Linked DNA regions of Mus musculus: region 2 is linked to region 1. Evidence: chromatin loops called from intact Hi-C (ENCODE). Cell type or tissue: left cerebral cortex. All regions are shown on one strand. Each heading gives the region's core, and the rest is flanking DNA. Links, peaks and the distances in the headings are about the cores only.

Region 1 (6,432 bases), core at 1,318-3,817:
TATCCTGAGAGGCTGTCTGTCTTGGGTCACAAAGGTCATGCACTTTTTGGCTTCCAGTTTGGCTAGACAGAGGCTTTGGGAGGTGGAATGGGGAGAAAAGCCTTGTTTTCTTTCCCCCCATTAGTTTCTTTCTCTTATCACACTGGGCTAGTTGTTGGACCTCTTGGCTTGGCTTGCAGCCCTTCCTCCCTGCTTGCTCTCTCCCATGTTCTTCCTCTTCCAGTAGCAAGGATTCCAAGGGCAATCCCCGAGACTGACTGGTGGAGTCCCTACTACCGCATCTTTGTAACAACATGCTTTTCAAGAGCTATTTCCTCCCCTGGCTTCAGCTACTTGTTTCCAAGGTTGTTTCTCAATAACCCCTTCTCCTCCGAACTCCTCATTTCTCCCTGTTCAGCCCAGTTGTTATTCCCAAGATCAGTTTCTGTGTTTTATTTTCCCTCTTCTTGCCCCTCCAGGGAACTTGGGTTGGGATGGGGGGTGTGTTTGATCTCTTACTGTCTTCTCCAAAAAGCTGGCTTCTAGACTTCTATTCACCCTTATAGAGCAGCAGTAGCTGAACAAGTGATGAAAAGACTACTTTCCTAAGCCTTCCAGGATAATGTCTCAGCATCAGTAGTCCAGCACCATGTATATTGTATACTTTGTATCTTGCTCTGGTGGATGCTGGTGGCAGCACCTGCTGCACGTCCCTGTGTTGAATGATGTAGCAATTTTCTTTTGAATACTGTAGGTGCCCAATAAGAAGTTGAGCAGTAAATAATGCCTGACTACATGGTTTAGAGATTGACTTTGTTTATCTGGGGCTGGAGAGCAGATGCCCTGCATGGCTTGTTCAATCATTATTTCCCAGTGAATCTTTTGTTGTTTTATTTCAGTGTTGTTTTTCTGAAGGGCTCTTTCTCCCTAGGCTTGCCGAGGTGGCTTTGTACCAACTTGATCAAACTCCAAGCAGCTGTGTGAGGTGAAAACTCACCACCCAGGAGAGAAAGAAGCTGGAGCCGGGGAAAGCAGGCACCATGGAATGAAGAAAATCCAAGAATATTATTACTACAACACCACCACCCTGCTGAGTGGCACCAAGGTAGAGCTGAGCTCTCAGTTAGAATTACAGTTTCTCTGGGGAGGGACAAGGGCTAGCAGGGAACTGTTGGGTCAGGGCCAGGTGTCAACTGCCCAGCTGTCTCTGGCCTTTCTATGTCATGTCACCCCTGCAAGCCAATCATCTCCACACTTTTCCATTCCTTCCTCCAGAGGCAGAGGGTTGGCAAAGTATCTTGGGTTTGGGGACAGACAGGATGGTACTGAGTGTCTAGCACTTAACTCTAATCTCTCCAAGCTGCAGTTCCCTCATTTGCAAGGCAGGAAGCACAAAACTGCTTGGCGCTGGTGGCCATGAAAGCAGGAGCTTATTAATGGAGATTAGCAGTTGGGGCAACACAGAGGGATTCTCTGCTGCAGGTAATGGACCCTCTGGTGCTGGAGGTATGCAAGGCTTGACTTTTTGTGGTGCTTCAAGCCCTGCACGGGGAGAGTGAGGACTAGTCTGGTCAGCCTGAATTAATCCCGTCGGTAGCAGAGGGGAGGTTTTGATTTTGTTAAACAGAGTCTGGGATTTCATGTGTCAGCGTGCTGCCTGGCAATTAAAATCAGGAGAGTTTAATCTGAAGAGAGTTCCAGCTCTGTTGTTTGCCCTTTTAATCTTGTCTGTTACCATGGGAACAGCAAGTGATTGCAATCACCACTGTTTGTATTGTGAGCCTGCTCCCATCAATGTGGCTTTTGAAAAACAAGAAATAAAAATCTTGACTTCTGCACACCACTCATTACTATTCAGAAGGAACCAGGAAGTTCCGTCAAACGCTTCCTTCCCAGCAGCCTCATTTCTGAACTGCTTTCTTCCTGCCCCTCTAGCCAGGTGGCTCTGCTGGCACTTGCTCAGAGCATCACCAAGCAGGATGAGATGCTGGGTGAGCTGGGGACCCACTGCTGGTGAAGAGCTGGCTACAGAGCTTCCCTTAAGGAGTGTCGGATATGCAAGAGGTTGTTTTAGTTCCTCCAGATCGTGGATGATAGTTTTTAATGTTTACATTTCTCTCTTTCTTTCTTTACTTTGTATGTGTGTGGTTGTGCACTCACAGGGGAAAGCTTGCCACAGCCTGTGTGTGGAGGTTGGAGGATAACCTTTGGACTCTGCTTTCTCTCTAGTTTGAGACGGAGCCTTTCTTTTGTTGTTCTCTGCTGTGTGGTCCAGGCTCGCTGGTCCCGCAGCTTCTGGGGGTTCTCCTGTCTCTGCTTCCATCTCATTGCAGGATGCTGGGATTACAGATAGGACCTATCACTCCCGGACTTTATGTGGATTCTGAGGACTCAATCCCAGGTCTCCACACTTGTGCTGCAAGCACATTACCCATTGTGCTATCTTCTCAGCTCCTCGTGGAGGTTGTATTAGCTGCTCATCATCTCTTCTGTGATCCCTCGCTGAAGGAAGAGAGATGCTGTCCAGGACTAGTGCCTTTGTGAAATGCAGAGTCAGGACCAGCAGTTCCCAGTGTATTGGTCTGAGAAGTCCGTGATTTTTTTTTTTTTTAGAGGCTTACTGGTCACCTGCAAACTTACAGCAGTGGCCTGCCTGTCTTTGGCTCCTGCTGGCCTTGAGATCCGTGGTCTAGAGGGAGATGACTTCAGCCTTCTTTCAGAGGACTCCAAATACCTCTGCCTCCTCTTACAGCTTACAGAATGGTTTATGGTGAGAATGTGAAAATGTTGGCCCAATGCCCAGACCTAATTGATTAAAGCATTTTTCTTCGAGTAGAGAGAGACTCCAGTGAGCATTGATCCCACTCCGTTGTGTAACAGCTGAGAATAAACTGTTGGGTGAGGAAGGGACTTGCCAGAGGTCAGGGGATAAGAGAGCATCTCTCAGACCTGGTGGCTTGTTTTGCGTAAATCCGACCTCATTGCAAGACATGCCTTGGGGCTGCTTCATTTCATAAACTTTGAAAAATTGAAACTCCCTTTTTTATTTGAAATACATACATGCCTCATATCATGTCTCTTTAGAGAAGATACAAGCTGATTCAATGCGCATTAAATTCCAGAAATGCATACTGAATGGCCACAATGTTTGCAAGTTAGAACCACAAGTTAGGCTAGGAGAACGCTGAACTCTCAGTGATTCCAGCATTAGCTCTGATCTCTAGGTCTTCTAGTCATGTGATCCTGAGGGACCACTTCACATCTCAGGCCTTCAGTCTTGCTCTGTAATATGAAGAGAGTGGATACTTTGGTTTTTATGTGAAAGGTTCCCACAGGCTCATATGTGGTGATGTAGGGGAGGCAGTGGAGTCTTCTGGATGTAGGGATCTCCCTGGTAGAAATAGACATCTAGGGGCAGGTCTTAGGAGGTTACACTCACCCTGGTGACCCTCTGCACTCTCTGCTTCCTGGCTGTACCACATGAGGAGTTTGTGTTCCCAGCTTAGTTAGGATGTCTACTCTGTAATAGTAATAATAATAATAATAACAATAATAGCAGCAATAACAATAATGACCAAATGTAACTTGGGGAGCAAAGGGTTTATTTTGTCTTGTAGTTTGAAGTCTACCATCCAGTAAAGCCAAAGCAGGAACTTGGAGGCAAGAACTGATGCAGAGGCCATGGAGGAAAATGCTTACCAACTTACTCAGTCTTCCTTCTAAGAGCATCCAGGACAACCAGCCCAGAGGTGGCACTGTGACAGTGATCTGGGTCTTCCCACATCAATCATCAATCAAGAAAACACACCACAGGCTTGCTCACATATCAGTCTAGTGGGGGCATTTTCTCACCTGAAGTCCCTTCTTCCAAGATGTGTCTAGCTTGGCTGGCATAGAACTGGCCTGTGTGGTCCCACACTCCTCCTGCCACCACCTTCACCATGCTTTCCCATCAGGATGAACGTGGACTCCTTTGAAACCGTGAGCGTGAAGTTGTGTCTGTCAGATGTCATGGTCCCAGCATGAATACAGCAATGAACACAGCAATGAACACAAAGGGCTTGCCTGGTCCACCTTGCACCATCCACAAGGTTTGGCATGAGTTTATGACCACAGATGTACTTGAAAAGCAATGGAGAATGACGTGTAATTACCCTGTGGCTATTGTCAACACAGATTCATTAGAGATAGGTCTTCCGGCTCTCAAGGGAATTGGAACTCCTCAGGCAGATCTGGAGTCTAGCTGATGGACCGAAGTTTCAGCCCTCCCTTGATGTTTTCCTATTTACACAGACTGAGTCAGATTGTAGCAAAACCCAGAGTGAAGTCCCTTCCAGGTACAAACCAGTTCATCCTTCTCTGCCTCAAAGCCCTCCCTGGGGCTGAATCTTGAAGGATTCTGCATCTTTCACTGATGGCCATAAGCCCTGCCCCCTCTGACTATATCTTGATTTTTCTTCCTTCAGAGCAACCTAGCTTTTTTGTTTTTTTTCCTTCTTCCCTTCCTTCCTTCCTTTTCTGTCCCCACTCCTTCCCTTTCCCCCTTCCTTTTCCTCCTTCTTTGACCAAGTCTTACTATGTATCTATATCTTGCCTGGAACTCACTATGTAGACTAGGCAGGCCTTGAGCCCACAGAAATCCACCTATGTCTGTCTCTGGCATGCTGAGATTAAAGGTGTGCACCACCTTGCTCAGCTTGCTTAAAAACAAAACAAAACAACAACAACGACAAAAACCCAGGGTGTTACCCAGATGCCCAGGCTAGACTCTAACCCTGTGCTCCAGTTGTTCTATTCCCTTCTCCAGAATGCTGAGCCCACAGGTGTGCACAGCACCGCTGTGTCTCGGTGTTCTTATGCATAAACAGCCACTCTGGTAAATAAAGTGTTGCTAGGACACGGCCGCTTCCACTTATCTCTGTCCTGTCTGTAACTGGATTTGCAGAACAGTGGTGGAGTTGAAGCATTGCGACAGAAGCTGTGTGGTCCACACAGCATAACGTAGAAATACCTGGCCGTTTACAAGAACAATCTGCCTCAAGGGTCCTCCCCTGCCAGATGGCAGCCACTTTGCCTTGCAGTTGTGCTGCCCACATCTGGTGCAGGACTGCAGCAGGGGTTTAAGAAGCGCCTTATTCTGTATCTTGGTAGCTGAGGATGGACGTATTGCTACTCATCTGCTGAGCCTTTCCCCTGTCCTCTCCTGCCTATCTGACCATTTGGTGACAAAATACAGGCACTAGAACTCCCCCCTTGGGCTATGTTTCTAAGAGTCTTGCCTTTGACTTTGGTAGTTCTAGGGGTCAAGCTTAAGGTGTCCTACATGCCAGCTAAGTACTCTATTATGAGCTACACCCCTACATGCTGAGTACCCTATCATCAAGCTACACCCACTTTGTGCGTCGGTGCTCAATCATCACCCCACCTACTTACCCCGTGACTTCTTTTTAAGTCACTGGAACCTTTCCCACAATCTCTTGAGTGGAAGCCCAATTTTCAAATAGATAGAAAGAACTGTGTGTGTGTATATGTGTGTGTTTGTGTGTGTAGTGTGTGTATGTGTGTAGTGTGTGTATGTGTATAGTGTGTGTATGTGTATAGAGTATATATGTATGTGTATGTATGTGTGAGTGTATGCTTGTGTGTGTATGTGTGAGTGTGTAGTGTGTGTGTATAGTGTATGTATGTATGTATGTGTATGTATGTGTGAGTGTATGCTTGTGTGTGTATGTGTGAGTGTGTAGTGTGTGTATGATTGTGTGTGTGTGTGTAGGGTGTGTGTATGATTGTGTGTGTGTATGAGTGTGTGTGTATAGTGTATGTATGTATGTATGTGTATGTATTTGTGAGTGTAGGCTTGTGTGTGTGAGTGTGTAGTGTGTGTGTATGATTGTGTGTGTATGTGTGAGTGTGTAGTGTGTGTGTATGATTGTGTGTGTATATGATGTATGTGTATAGTGTATGTATGTATGTATGTGTATGTATGTGTGTGTGTATGTGTGAGTGTGTATTGTGTGTGTATGATTGTGTGTGTGTGTATGAGTGTGTGTGTGTTGGGATCCAGGTGCTTTGTCTATCCCTCTCCCTTTGTCAGCCTCATCTCAATGTCCCTAGATCCCAAGGATTTCATAGAATAATTGACCAATTTCATAACTGGTCAATTATGCCTGGACAGGTGTATAGCAGAATTTCACAGTGGGGACTATTACAACCATCAGTGTCCCCAGCTTAGGCATTCCCAGGAGAGTGTGAAAGGCCTTTGTGTTTTCAGCAACTGCACATGGGAACCTCTGTATGAGATTGTGGAAAGCCTGAGTTCCTGCTGCTGTGTGTGAGGGTGTCAGTCTGCTGCTATATATGCTCATGGTGGGGTTCGTGTGTGCCTCATGTGTCCCTGAGGTGGACAGACATGCAGCAAGATGGATTAAGATAGAGGAGACACTTCAGCAGCCA
Region 2 (6,432 bases), core at 2,288-4,787, 150 kb after region 1:
TGCTCCAATAACTAAGATTAATATATTCATTGTTTATTTGTAATTTTTCAACTTAGAATACATTGATCTATTATATTAATAAAAAAAACCACCTCTCCAGTATTTTCCCAGATCCCAAATTATGGATGAAAAGATTTTCCATCATCTCCAGCCTTGTCCATAGCTACGATCTTTCTCCTTCTTATGTTCCAGCCCTTTTGCTTTCAGTTCTAAAGCATGCCTTGGACTCTCTATCATTCCTGCTGTCTCTCCTCAAACACTCTTCTTTAGACCTTTCCTTGTTTTGAATATCTTATGCCATGTTACTTCATATGGAGAAAAAAGCCTACTCTTAGTGGTTATTCTATTTACCCCTCTCTGTTCCTGAAATCCGACTAGGTATCCCTGGGACAGGGGTCATTTCTCTTCCCCTTTCACATCCACTATCTACCACCTTATTTGTTTCAGCAAATTATATTTGATCTGACCATATGACCACCTTTGGGAGAGACTAAATTGCTCTGCCTCCCTTGCAGCTAGTTGGGCAGCATAGAGGAGGCTCAGTTAGGGTTGACTGAACACGTGGTAAGGTGCTGTATGTGACATTGAAGTATCCTCTTATACGTATCTTTGGTACTCTTCCCACCTTCCAGAGTGGAGCCAAGCTAGTTTTGACCAACTTTTTGTAATGCAGAGAAAAAAGAAGAAAGATCCAGAATTCCTGAAAAATAGCCATAGAACAGAAATTTCCACTGGTTCTGGACTCCACAGCTCCCTCCGAGAGAAAACTGACTTCATCTCTTTTGGGACCACAACATATTGCAGTATCTTTGTTCCAACAACTTGGTTCCTACTCTGAGTTATATAATAACTTTCATGTCTCCATGTTACATCCAAATGATAATTCTATTTAGTGGCATTCTTTGAAGGGTTAGTGTATGGATGCATTGACAGGCTTGCAATAAACTCACAGTACTTGCTGGTCATTGCTCTTTACTGCCCTCATAACTCAACTTGATGCCTAGCAGGATATAACACGTCCTCTTGCCTGCTTGCTTGTGGATCATTTCCTTCATTGGGTGGTATCTTCCACCAGCAGGGATTTGCCTGTCTTATTGTGCTCCCAGCTGTAGCCTCAGTTCTAGAACAACACTATCCACAGCAGAAACGCCACAAGTGCAGCAGTGAATATTTGCACGTGTTCCCCTTCTTTTCCACGTTCCCCTTCTTTGCCTCTCATATCTGTTAGTTCATGGCTCATCCATTCCCTAGCTTCTTTCTAGAGCATAAGAGGCACAGCTTCCGGGAACACCAGTGTAACTGCACTGTGAAGGATCCACATGCTGCTTAGGAAGAAGCTACAGGAGCTGCTTGCGGGGCTCTCTTCCTTCCTGCACTCTATGGCAAGCTACACACTCCAGTTCCAACTGCCCATTCTGCCCTGCATTCCCATGGCTGGCCACTGCCTCCTGCCTCTGCCTGAAGAAGGAATTAGCCTGCCTTCTCACAGGTCTTTTCTCTTTCCTCACCATCTCCCCAGGCTCCTGGGCACTGTGGGCTCTGTGTGAATGGAGAGTGCATTCTGGAGGCAAATATGAAGATAAGAGCAGAGCTGCAGGCTGAGTGATCTTGAGATGGAGAGGCGTAGACATTTTAGCACAAAGTATAGAAAGCCTGGGGCAGCAAAGCTTTCCACACAAGCCGAAGAATACAGAAGTCATAAATGAAAAGCCAGTCAGATCCGGATTCATAAAATATTTATAATATCTGAACAAGGAAGACACAACAAGATTAAAAGGCAGGCAAGGAAGTGATATGAAGTATTTTAATGTGATAATGAATTTTGATTGACAATCTGATTAGATCCAGAGGTCCATCTTTGGATGTATCCTGAGGGCATTTCCAGTACTGATTAACTGAGGGGTAGCATCTGTCCTGAAAGTAGGCAGTGCCATTCCATGGGCTGGGGTCTAGATAGGAAACAGGGAAAAGTGATCCAGGCGGTAGTGCTCGCTTCCCTCTGCTTCCTGGCCCACCTAGATGTGTGTGTGCGTCTACATATATGTGCATATGCATATATATGCACATATATAATCACACACACATATATGTATATATGAATATATTACATATTCATGCATATATATCTACACACACACACACACACACATATGATATAGTCAGTGTTAGATATAAAGTGCTATACTATAGTAGTCAATCTTGACAGGACTACAGAGTGTCTCAGAGATGGTAAAACACTTTCTGGGTGTCTAGGAGCAGCTCCTGAGATAATTGACTTGTGGGTAAGGTTTCCCTGCATGTGTATAGAACCCTTGCTTAGGCTGGAGGCCTGGGTAGAATAAATGCGGAAGAGGAGAGGACCTGCAGAGTCGGCACTTTTCTCTTTGCTTCCCAGGCACCGTGGTGTGACTTTCACAAATGTGCTTTCTCTCTCCTCTCCCCAGGCACCGTGGTGTGCTCCCCGCCAGGGTGAACTGAAATCTCTGACAGTGTGAGCCAGAGTAAGTTCCCTCCTATAAGATATTTGTGTCAGATATTTTGTCACAGCCATGAGAAATGAATATATGTGTATACTATCACATACACAAATAATATAATGTATATATAGACAAATTATAGCTCATATGTAAACAAATGAATCTCTTTACATGAGAAAGGCATATGTGTTTCTGAATGCAGCGAGATTTATAAGTGCTAATGTGTTTAATAGTGCTTTTCCTGGGAGAAGAAAAGAAATCTGGGAGCTCAAGTGGGTGGAAAGTGCTGAAGGGAGATTCTCATTTTTTTTCTGGAAATTTCTCTATTTTTTCATTTACAAATAATGTAAACATATTCTGTTTGTTTTTTTTCCGAGTAATAAGAAAAAAATTATAAAAATATCAAAGAAGTAGAACTCCAGAAATGGCTTCCTCCAAAAGGAGGACCTGGCTATCTTCTGACAGGTTTGCCTGCCTGTGGCCTGTGCCAGTGGCTAAGGAAGGACCATCTTGGTGTGTGAGTGCTCACCCTCAGTTCCCATGCCCCCTTGTCCTGGTGGCTACAGGTTCCTTGTGTGAGGGGCACGGGTGGGAGCTGGCAGCCTGCTGGAGCATCTACCATGAGGGGGAAGTGCCCTGACCTCCCATTTCAAAGTGTTGACTCCCCACTCATTCACGAAACCTGGCAGAATATTTTCGAATAAATCATAGGCATGGCAGTTACATTCTCTGAACCACACTGGAAAAAGGATTATGGTATTTACCACAGGGACAGCAAGATTGATTCTCACCCAGAAAATCTGCCAGCTTCTTGATTTAGGGAGCCAGCGATCAGCACAGGTTAACTCTGATTCATGTGGGACTGCTTCTTCCTCAGGGCCCTCTCCTGTCCTGGAGGACACTTAGGGTGGGGCAGGCCCGGAGCAATTACTGTTCTGATAGGTCAGTCTAAGATGGCTGGTCAGGAGCAGGAAGATAGCCGCCCACTGTTCCATAGCTGTTTCCTGCTGTATCCCCAGTTCCATCTTCTGCTACCACAGCCCTGTTACCACAGTTCCTAGGCCAGTGGATGGCGAAACACCACAGTGTGCTGAAATGGGGGTCGAAGGAGAGATGAGTCTTGCTATACAGACTCCCACCCTGACCCTACCGTTGTTGGCTCCATGAGCTAAGGTGAGACTATTTACACTTATCAGTCTCTGTTTTAAATGATAGCAGCTGATGCCACATGGCTATCATAAAGTAATCTGTGTCAGTACAGCCATTTAAAGTCACATCTTGATTAAATAGTTACTGTCAACTCTAAGTCCTTCTTTATTGAGATCTGGAGAACAACCAATGCTGATCCACCCCATAATCAACATCCAAACGCTGACACCATCGCATACACTAGCAAGATTTTATCGAAAGGACCCAGATGTAGCTGTCTCTTGTGAGACTATGCCGGGGCCTAGCAAACACAGAAGTGGATGCTCACAGTCAGCTAATGGATGGATCACAGGGCTCCCAATGGAGGAGCTAGAGAAAGTACCCAAGGAGCTAAAGGGATCTGCAACCCTATAGGTGGAACATTATGAACTAACCAGTACCCCGGAGCTCTTGACTCTAGCTGCATATCCTAGTCGGCCATCACTGGAAAGAGAGGCCCATTGGACATGCAAACTTTATATGCCCCAGTACAGGGGAACGCCAGGGCCAAAAAGGGGGTGTGGGTGGGTAGGGGAGTGGGGGTGGGTGGGTATGGGGGACTTTTGGTATAGCATTGGAAATGTAAATGAGCTAAATACCTCATAAAAAATGGAAAAAAAAAAGAAAACCTGGCTTCTTGGACTATGCTCCATATGTCTTGCCTCAGCTGACTCTCTGCTGTCTAGGATGTAGTGGCTCACAGGAGACGTTGGAGTCATCAGCACAGACATTATCTCTCAGGGATTTCTTGATAGACAGATGGTAACCTTGAAGAAACACTTTCCTAACAGCTCTTTGTTCTTCAAAGAGAGGAAGCAAAGAATGTTACAAAGAGGGACTGGCATCTCCTGAGGATGCAGCTGCACACAGACATCAAGGGACCAAACCCTCCCTGGGAACCCCACAGTCCAATCAGAGTGAAGTCTCACTCAGCTTAGACTAACTGGATCCCTCACACACACAGACCTCCTTCCCATTGTCCACTGGGTCAGCAGTTACTAAGTATGACATGGCTATCATTGGGAATACACGCCCCTTTCAAAGGAAACTCCAGCTAATAGGTCTAGGGTGGCAGCCTCTTATTCATTCTCTCTAAGGATCCTTGTGGGCTCTTCTAGTTCTGTTTTCTAGAGGTGAAGCAGGTTGGTAGCATCCTCCTGCTCTCCTCAGGGTCAGTTCTCCTTAAAGAACTGCCCAAAGCAGGGCTCATTCCCCAAGACATACTGCAGTTCACAGTACGGTTCATGTAGAACTAAGCAAGATTTCTCTGCAGCAGCCTCCACTCCATTCCTCTTGGGCCCTCCCCAAATGAGCCTAGCAGGAGGAGTCTGAGAGGTACAGGATAGGGTGCCCCAGACCTTCAGCTTGCGCTCCCAAACAGAGAACCCTCACTTTCCGTGTTTGTAGGCAGGTTAATGGTGATTTCACAGTTTTCTTCGAGAACAACCGGTGAGAATCTGTGTTACTAGATAGCACACCACGGTCATTTACCCAGTCTACAGCAAGCATGCTCAGCTACAAGTCAACACAAGATCCCAGGAAGCAAACACAAAGATGTCATTCTTTTTCTCCTTGAGCAGAATCTCACTCCCCAGACTTTCTACTAAGTGTTTGTAAGCCTTAGCATCCAGGAGTAGGAATCAGGGTCCCTCCCCTCCATGATACCTTAGCCACCCAAGTCTATGTAATCCTGTAAGAGAGGAACCCCTTCCCCCTATCTAGCTTATCTCTAGGAGGCACTAACATCCTCATCAAATGACCCTTGGCCCTGCCATGCATGTCCTCCATTTCCATACTTATTTTTTAGTAGTTTTCAAATGTACTAGTCATATATATTTTCAGTGGAACTCTTCCCCTTATGAATCAAGGGTGCTTTCCAGCCCAAACCTTTCACTCCCATGATGAAGTCTCTCCCAAGCCTGCATGGACCCTTCCTTCTCCGACTGCACAAAGCCACATGATTCAGACTCAAGCTCATCAAATCTTAATGGCTAGAATCGACGACTGCTTTCTCCGTGTAATACTCACAAGAGCCTCTGGCTTCCATATAATTCCTACACATTGGAAACATTTACAGGGGAGTTGGGGTGTGATGTGGTTAAAATAATGTGGTTTCTGTGAGTTGGCATTGAGATAATAATGAGGTAATTCAGTTAATGAGAAGTAAGATGCAATGTGGGTGAAGGGGCTCAGCAGAGATGATATAGTGGACTAGCCTTTGCTTCCAGTACCAGTCTGTGGAGCAGAAGCGAACTCAGCAACCCCTGATTTCCATGGCAGTCTAGAGAATTTCCTTCCCCCTGATAATTGTCAGTACATGAGATACATTGTCTCAAATAAGCAATAGTCATGGCCACCAAGAGGAGGAAGTGTGGAAGGGGAGGCACTTAGGGAGATTCAGAAAACAGTGGCCAGTGTAAATGGTGCTTGTGTTCCTAATGGATAGCTAATTATCTTGATACTGAATTACTAGTAAATCAAAAGACTTTACATATCTAAGATTGGTAAGTCCACCGTTATCCATGGACATTTATCTGCTTTTCTAGTTCATTAGGTGACAATGTGATTTGTGCCTGATGAGACGCTGCCCTCTTCTAACAGCTCACTGACATCTAATTGACAGGTTGTCCTGTTAAACTTCTGTCTGGGCATTTGTGCGAAGATGGAATCAGAGCCACGAGCATTTCCACGGGCCTCTGGGATTTCTTTGTTTTGGATGCTACTGTTGGGTCAGGAGTGTTTCTCAAAGGCTCAAATGTAGTAGGTG

The links. Peaks named below come from ENCODE experiments on the same cell type or tissue, not always from the same donor. Only the 100,000 strongest peaks of a DNase experiment are listed, where the experiment ranks them.
Region 2: it touches region 1 in a loop (3-fold over the local background); 10 of 42 quality-filtered maps call a loop at or near these places.

The regions. Positions count from the first base shown.
Region 1 is chr11:72,006,886-72,013,317 of GRCm38, reverse strand. No RefSeq gene overlaps it. Among named protein-coding and RNA genes, the nearest start is that of Aipl1, 27 kb to the left of the region's middle. In left cerebral cortex, for the core only: no CTCF peak of the experiment used is centred there; DNase peaks (open chromatin) are centred at 1,882 and 2,780.
Region 2 is chr11:71,859,306-71,865,737 of GRCm38, reverse strand. No RefSeq gene overlaps it. Among named protein-coding and RNA genes, the nearest start is that of Gm22927, 14 kb to the right of the region's middle. In left cerebral cortex, for the core only: no CTCF peak of the experiment used is centred there; no DNase peak of the experiment used is centred there.